Linked DNA regions of Mus musculus: all the other regions are linked to region 1. Evidence: chromatin contacts called from ENCODE Hi-C or POLR2A ChIA-PET data. All regions are on one chromosome and are shown on one strand. Each heading gives the region's core, a stretch centred on a gene start or an enhancer-like site at or near the end of the contact. The rest is flanking DNA. Distances are from core to core; before and after follow the strand shown. Region 1 holds the start of E2f5 (E2F transcription factor 5). Region 2 holds the start of Car13 (carbonic anhydrase 13). Region 3 holds the start of Lrrcc1 (leucine rich repeat and coiled-coil domain containing 1).

Region 1 (2,556 bases), core at 20-2,519:
CACCCAGGAAAAGGGGGGAATCCAAGTGCCAACAAGCCAGCGCCTCCCACTGGGCCAGGACAGGACACTCAGCAGAGTTCTGGAAGGCAGGCTTCTCCTGTTAAGACTCCTATTTCCTATGCCTTGGCCACCCACGGTCTTGAGGATGGTAATAGCTTCAAGCCAGGAGCTGTGAGGAGTCATAAGAGGCTATTCGCTGTGACTGTAAACTAGCAATTTTGTTTATTTTTGAAGTATTGGCTCTTTCTGAACCTCCTTGTACTAGCTGAATTTTAATTCGCACGATCCCATACTGTTCCCCTTTCCCTGCGTTGTGGAATCCTTCCAAGTTTTGCCAGGAACGGTTAAATCACTATGACTGAACTGCTTTAAATGGACGTTGTTGTTTGAAAAAAATCCGAACCATAGCAAAGAACGAAGCAAACATCCTTATAAAACCAGATAAAGCTTACTAAGTAATTTCACCACTTAGTCTGAACGGCACAAAATGACCCCTCTCTGTGTGACCGCAAATCTCAGGTCTAGAAAGTAGAAAGATTCTAAATTAAGCCAACAAATCCAATCTTACTTCCCAATTCTTAATTCTCGATGAAGAATGTCCCCTTCTAAAAACTACTACTTTAGAGGAGGTGTGGAAAGTTTTCTCTTTTCCTCTTTCATTCCGAAGAACTGGCATGAAAGTTCTTCAAAACAGGAATGAAGTTCTGCAGAGCGGTCGGTCCTTAAGCGAGTCCAGAGCAGAGCGCGAATTCCTGGGCGCTCGCTCCGGGTGCTCCTTTGTGGCCAGGGCCGCGCGGTGGCCGGTCGGTGGGGCCCCCGCATCCATCCCGGCCCCTCCGGGTCCGGAGTCTCGGCGCAGTGGGGGTGGTGGACCCAGCACCCTCGGGCGGGCCTCGCCCTCCCCATCCCCGCTCACCGCTTTGAGATCCAGGACGCCGTCCTGCGCCTCCTGCAGCAACGACACGAATTTGGTGGTAAGCAAGCCCAGGCTCTTCTCGTGCCGGCTGCTGCCCCCCGCGAGCGCCGCGGACGGCTGCGAGGATGGCGCCCCATGCGGCGGCGGCTGAGCCTGGGCCTGCGGCGTGGGCTGAGCAGAGCTCGTGGGCTCCGCCGCCGCCATCACCGCCGCGGCCCTGCTGTCCTCTGGCGAGGAGCCGCTCCGCCACCGGCAGAGGAGGTGCGCGGACTCCGCTCCCCGCCCACGGCGCGCCCCGCGTCCACCAGTCCCCGGAGCCGCGCGGCTCGCGCACGGCACCACAGAGCGCGCGGATTCACACGAGCGGCCAGCGCCGCGAGGGTGGGCCCGAGTTTAAATGGCAGGAAGTGACGCCGCGCGGCGTTGCCTAGTAACGCACTCTCCGCGGAGGGGCGGGGCAGTCGGGTTCCCTCAGGCGGAGCGTGCTTTTGGTCGGCCTGGAGCGCTCATCCCTGATCAGGTGCAAGTATTGTAAGGCTCATCTTCGCGTAAATAGGAGAACGCCGCGTCCCGGAAGGTTTTGGGACTCTGACCTTCAGTCTTTTCCAAAGCCTTTTCTGCAAACAGAAGCACCTGAGCCTTGACGGTGAAGGAAGTAGACCCCCAGCTCTTTCCTTACCTGCCTTTAGTGTTCTTTACAAAATTATACTCTTTTGCTCCCCAATAATTCTATTATTGAGACAATCGCAGCATCTTTTGACTTATTGACATCGTAAACTATGGCTCGATAGTAAGATCACAGATATAAGAGGAGGAAATGTGCTCCCACATTTTTTATTTGCAAACTTGAGACTCAGGATTAAAATCTTCAACACCTTGGGTGGGTAAGATGGGTCGGGGTAGTGTGGGGAGCAACCTCTCAGAGGCAAAGGGAAGGGGGTATGGGATGAAGAACTTTTGGAGGGGCTACCTGGAAGGGGGGGTAACATTTGGAATGTAAATAAATAAAAGTTTACAAAAAACAAAAAACAAAAACAAAAAAAAACCCAAGATCTTAAACAACTTGGTATTCGCACCTGTTGAATATCCTTCACACTTAACAAGTAGTAGGTGACTAAAAACATCATTTGGCAGGAATTAATGAAGACATATCCTTCATGCAAGAATGCCCAAATTAACAGTAGGGAAAAAAAAAAACAAAAAAACAAAACGCGAGGAGAAACTGACAGCATTAACTAGTAAATCCTGAAAACAATTTTAAACCAAAATTTTTCCAGGCGTCTGGAGCAAAACTTCTGTAGGGGAAGCATTTTCCTTCAGAGCTGCAACACTTAAAATCCCCGTCTGCCCCCCCAATCCACCTGCAGATTCTATTCCACTGACCCTTTCCAGAGAGATACCCTCTTTAGCCTGTCTTGTTACTTAGTCTTTCTGGGTCTGGGGATTGTAGCATTATGTTTACTTTACAGCTAAGATCCACTTATAAGTGAGTATGTACCATGTTCATCTTTCTGAGTTTGGGTTACTTCACTCAGGATGAGGTTTTTGAGTTCCATCAATTTGCCAGTATATTTCATGATGTCATTTTTTTTTTTAAACAACCGAGTAATACTCCATTGTGATAATGTACCACTTATTTT
Region 2 (2,556 bases), core at 32-2,531, 63 kb before region 1:
CTCATTATAATGCCCTTTCTAAGTTGAAATTTTAAATTTTCTGGAGAATTTTATTGAAACCAATACTTATTCGGGTACCTATTCGGGTACAATCAGTACCTACTGGCTAACACAACCTTCTCCCTAACCACAGAGAGGGTACCACTACTGGCACCTAATAACTGCCAAATAACAACAAACAAAATGATTTCAGAGACAAAACTGAAATGTGTAAAGATTGTCTTTCAAACACACAAATTAGAAGGTAATGAAACATAAGATTGCTATTTTGGCTTAAGAAATTCATCTAAATTATAAATGTCATTCATAAAAATCTAAACTTCATCTGATGTCATTTTAAAAATAACATTAATGTCATCACGACCTCAAATAAGCTGCAATAAGAAACGAGTTTTTTTTTTCCATCCAAGAAAAGAGGATGACCACAAGTTCTGCCCAGACTAAGCTACAGAGTAAGATTCGTCTCAAAACACAAAAAGGGGGAAAATAAAATAAAAGAAGGGAAAACTTTCCGTAAACTTTCATTAAATGTACTATAGAATATTATCCAATAACGTATATGCTAATTTAAGTTTTTGATATTATTATCCACAAACTCCATTTTGAAGACTATCAGTGCTTTCCCAGTTTTTCTTTGCAATTCTTTTGAGTAATTAATTGAAGCAATCAGTTCAAACGATGAACAAGAAGAATGTCTTATCCCTAATACACTTAGGCGATGAAGAAAAGTTGCCATGCTTATCAATAAATATATTTAACACCATATTATAATTTCTATAATCGTTTGCTAAACCTTGGTCTCTGAAAGGATGGGTACGGTAGGAAAGTAAGACTGAAGAACAAGCCCCAAGTTAACTTCAAGTCAGTATGCAAATTACAAGTTACCAAGATTGCTTCAACAGCGCCTGGAAGGCGTCCCGTGACTTAGTGATCTGGGAGCTCTCGCGGCTCAGTTGTCCTTGTTTCCTTACAAATGTGTCATCTGACTTCTGACCTCTTAAGCTTTCTCGGGACAGCAGTGAGCTTTTCCAGTGAAGTTGAATGAATGCCGCCGTCCACTCTGGAGAGAGCCGGCGGGGACCAGGCCCTGACCCCCAACCCCCCCACGGGGCTCAGAGCTCCCTCAAGCCCCCATCAGCCCCCTCTGGAAGCCCGCGCTCACCGTTGTGCTCGCCGTACCCCCAGCTCAGCCTCGCCATGGTCCTCGATGGAGAGCCTGTGGCAGGGACACTGTGGACCTGTGGCAGGGCGCCCGCGCCAAGGAGCTGGGCGGGCCTGGGTGGAGGGCGGGGCCGCCCGCACCCCGAACCCGGGAACCCGAAACCCGAGGGCACGGTCGTCACCCGCAGGGGGCGCCCGAGTGGGGAAAGGGATCTGTGCTCAGCAGCCAGAAAGGTTTCCAATGGGGATTTCCTGCCTTCTGAGAAGTCCACCCCAGAAAAAGCCCTTCTGGAAATGACTCACCCAGGCAGGAGCTGCTGCTGGAGTTGGAGATCTTGTCTGGGAAATGCAGGGGACCTTGATGGAGGTGGCAGTGGTGATTACACATGCACATACATCAATGCCGATAGCTGTAATAACCACCACTTAAAATAAGAACTACTAGTTAGGAAGTGCTCACCTCCCCGGGCCAGCCCTCCCTTCCCCGACAGCTCCAGCCTTTCCATCTGCATAACTCACTTCTCTGATTCCTTTTTGCTTACTCCAGCATCTTGCAGACTTGGCCCTGCATAGAAGAAGCCAAACTTACTGGATTCTTGGTTCTTAACTCTTACTGCCATTCTGACTGTGCAAGAAGGAAGGAGTTGAGAAGAGAAGTGTGTGCGCTCCTACAGAACAGTAGAAACTCACCTTCGAAGACTGTTCTAGATATATGCCCAGGAGAGGTATTGCTGGATCCTCCGGTAGTACTATATCCAGTTTTCTGAGGAACCGCCAGACTGATTTCCAGAGTGGTTGTACAAGCCTGCAATCCCACCAACAATGGAGGAGTGTTCCTCTTTCTCCACATCCACGCCAGCATCTGCTGTCACCTGAATTTTTGATCTTAGCCATTCTGACTGGTGTGAGGTGGAATCTCAGGGTTGTTTTGATTTGCATTTCCCTGATGATTAAGGATGTTGAACATTTTTTCAGGTGCTTCTCTGCCATTCGGTATTCCTCAGGTGAGAATTCTTTGTTCAGTTCTGAGCCCCATTTTTTAATGGGGTTATTTGATTTTCTGAAGTCCACCTTCTTGAGTTCTTTATATATGTTGGATATTAGTCCCCTATCTGATTTAGGATAGGTAAAGATCCTTTCCCAATCTGTTGGTGGTCTTTTTGTCTTATTGACGGTGTCTTTTGCCTTGCAGAAACTTTGGAGTTTCATTAGGTCCCATTTGTCAATTCTCGATCTTACAGAGCAAGCCATTGCTGTTCTGTTCAGGAATTTTTCCCCTGTACCCATATCTTCAAGGCTTTTCCCCACTTTCTCCTCTATAAGTTTCAGTGTCTCTGGTTTTATGTGAAGTTCCTTGATCCATTTAGATTTGACCTTAGTACAAGGAGATAAGTA
Region 3 (2,556 bases), core at 30-2,529, 45 kb after region 1:
TCACTAGTTACACTGTCAAGTTATATAATGTATCTAAAATATAAATTCCCAGAGTCATTGCTTACTAGAAGAAGAAAAACAAAACAAAACAAAACAAAAACGACCCTGCATAATTGCTGTGGTGATTAGTAATAACACATATAACATTCACATAGACATCATCCTCAAAGCGATAACCATTATTAAATATAAATGTAAGCATTCTTTTGAAAAAACCTCTTCGTTGGCAACCCTTAGATCAGGCCTGAGACTAAATTGTTTTCATTATATTATAAATACCACGGTTCTGATGGAGTAGAGCAGGCACCTCAACAAAGACAGAGAATATTGTAACAGAAATGCCTGGATCTCAGAAATAGCTAACTGGCCAGTGAAAAACAAGAGAGGGTCTAGGTTGAACTGGTAAGGCTCACAGAGTATGGAAAATCCAGGGGCCTGAAAAACCACTGAGCAGTCTCAGTAACATAAAACAGGGTCAGTAAGAGTTATATTTGGTACTTTCAACAACTGTATGGATATGTCTCTGATTGTGTCTTATGCAAAAGAACTTAAAAACGGGTGAGAACTGAGGCAAGAGATGTAAGCAGGGAGTAGAGAAGGCTTGCCTTGCTGCTTGCCCCACTTCTCAGGCTCCTGGAAGGAGACCAGGAAGAGCAACAGCTAGGGGGTGCGAAAGTGGGGGCGAGGAGAGGGGAAAGAGGAAGCTTGGGCTCAGCAGGTCCGTAAGAAAGAACCGCAGGTTGCGCTGGGTGGTGGAGAGAAAGGAACCCCGGGATCTGTGGAGAGGATGCGGAAGAACCCTGAGCTCAGCTGAGTGAGCCAGGAGGGATTCAGGGCTTGGCAGGGAGGAAGCCAGGGCAATGCTGGGAGGAGTAAGAGAAGCCCCGGGCCGTGCAGGGGGAACACAGAGAAACCCCGGGCTATGCTGGGGGACAGAGAGGAGCCCCAGACTGTGCTGGGAGGATGGGGAGGAACCCGCTTCCTGCACAAGCCCGGCTCTCCGAAGCCAGCCAACCCGAGGTCCAACCGGGTGGCGGCAGCTACCTGTGCAGGCCTTTGTCCATGAAACACACATCCCCGCAGCTGCTGTCGCCATCCTCCCGTTCGATTTCGCTACACACCGCCGCCTCCATGGTACCCGCGACGGGGAGTGGGTGTTAACCGGCGCCCAGCGCTGGGTCCCAGCTTGCTCACGCCTCCAAAAGCGGGAGCGGGGAGTGAGCAAGGGGCGGGGCGAGGACTCTAACCGCCTGCCGCACTTTCCCCGCCCTGCGCGGCCGCAAAGCAGGACAACGGCGCCGCTCAAAGAGGGCTTGACTTTTACGGCATCTGCCTTTAAAGTAAAGCCTTTCCATTTGTTGGTTTGGAATGAGTGGGCTACTGAACATTATTTATAGCCCACTGCCATATGGAGGCGTTTTTCTCAATAGTTTGCTTTTATACTTCGTGACGTGATCTTGCAGACATAGTAATGTTCCCCGTTTTTGGTCACTGAACTCCTGTTAAATCCTTAAGTATTTGTGCAATGCCTTTATTTATGTATGCTGGTCTCCCTGTGATGAGAAAAAAATGTTCAGCTTTTTAAAGAATTCGCTCAAGAGACACTCTTCAATGCCTCTGCAAAAGCAAACACTCCAAAGATACTTCACTGGGCTGTTTCAAGGTAGAGTTGGTGAGACAATGGTTTTTCCATTGTGGTATAAAATTTTTCTTTGGTAGGTGATGACAGTCATGACATAAGTTGACCCCCTTTCCCTCCCAACTGATAGACTGATCTCCTTTCAGGGACCTTATTTCCACAGTTCTTCAGAAAATCTCACAAAATGGTAGGGGATGTTCAGACTATGTTGAAAAAGATATTCTAACGATGCCAAAGAGTTTGTACACCTTTGTTAGTGCACACGTGTGGGAAAATATCCTGATGTTTTAGTTTTTTATACAGTGGGGACAACCTATCTACAGCCTCAAGGATGTGTAGCCGCCACACAAAGGCATTGCAAAGATAAGGAGACAGCCACCAAAATACAGTTTTCCTGGCTACCACATAAATAACTTGTTGGGGACAGCATACCATGACAGCGACTGCCCGCAGTAGGCCAGGATGGAGACATCTCAGTAGCCCACTGCAGCTCTTTGTAGAAAACAGTCGTTCCCACTTCTAATCTTATCCCTGAATAACAGCTGTATAGAATTCATTTGTGGGTGCCTGTCTTTCAGTTGGTCTTGGTGGGCATAATTATTCTATTATATCTGACTTTCTTATTTCTTTCTCCCTTCTGCTCTGGTGAATTCTGTGAAACTAGACGTTCCTTGATTCTTAAACAGTTAAAAATTGAGGCATAGGGACACAGCACAGCACAGTCCTAATGGTGCCTGCTGTGTGTTCTCATCTTGAAAACAATATAATAACTGAACAATGATAGTTCCAGATTAATGCTTGACTTGCAAAGAAAGTTTGAAGAAATTATTAGAAAATGAATTAGAGCCAACATTGGTATCCCAAGAAAGGAATAGTTTTTTTGAAATTATGAAATAAATTTTGCACAACATTTAAGA

Evidence for each region. Hi-C counts contacts between places; a loop is a spot of excess contacts on that map. ChIA-PET counts read pairs that join two places held with the same protein, here RNA polymerase II (POLR2A).
Region 2: POLR2A ChIA-PET joins it to region 1 with 11 read pairs in embryonic stem cell. The contact joins the promoter of Car13 here to the promoter of E2f5 in region 1. A Hi-C loop is called at or near these places in 2 of 37 maps with a recorded cell type or tissue (heart and v-Abl transformed pro-B cells). POLR2A ChIA-PET finds 5 or more read pairs at or near these places in 3 of 5 experiments (Patski and embryonic stem cell).
Region 3: a map of gastrocnemius shows a loop between it and region 1 (5-fold over the local background). The contact joins the promoter of Lrrcc1 here to the promoter of E2f5 in region 1. A Hi-C loop is called at or near these places in 10 of 37 maps with a recorded cell type or tissue (gastrocnemius, heart, left cerebral cortex and 1 more). POLR2A ChIA-PET finds 5 or more read pairs at or near these places in 1 of 5 experiments (Patski).

Annotation. Positions count from the first base shown.
Region 1 is chr3:14,577,384-14,579,939 of GRCm38, reverse strand. It overlaps E2f5 (E2F transcription factor 5), which reads right to left and starts at 1,269. Exons shown (of 8, transcript NM_007892.2): 1 at 917-1,269. The coding sequence starts at 1,120.
Region 2 is chr3:14,640,452-14,643,007 of GRCm38, reverse strand. It overlaps Car13 (carbonic anhydrase 13), which reads right to left and starts at 1,281. Exons shown (of 7, transcript NM_024495.5): 1 at 1,163-1,281. The coding sequence starts at 1,199.
Region 3 is chr3:14,532,511-14,535,066 of GRCm38, reverse strand. Lrrcc1 (leucine rich repeat and coiled-coil domain containing 1) reads right to left here and starts at 1,279. Exons shown (of 19, transcript NM_001163579.1): 1 at 1,045-1,279. The coding sequence starts at 1,133.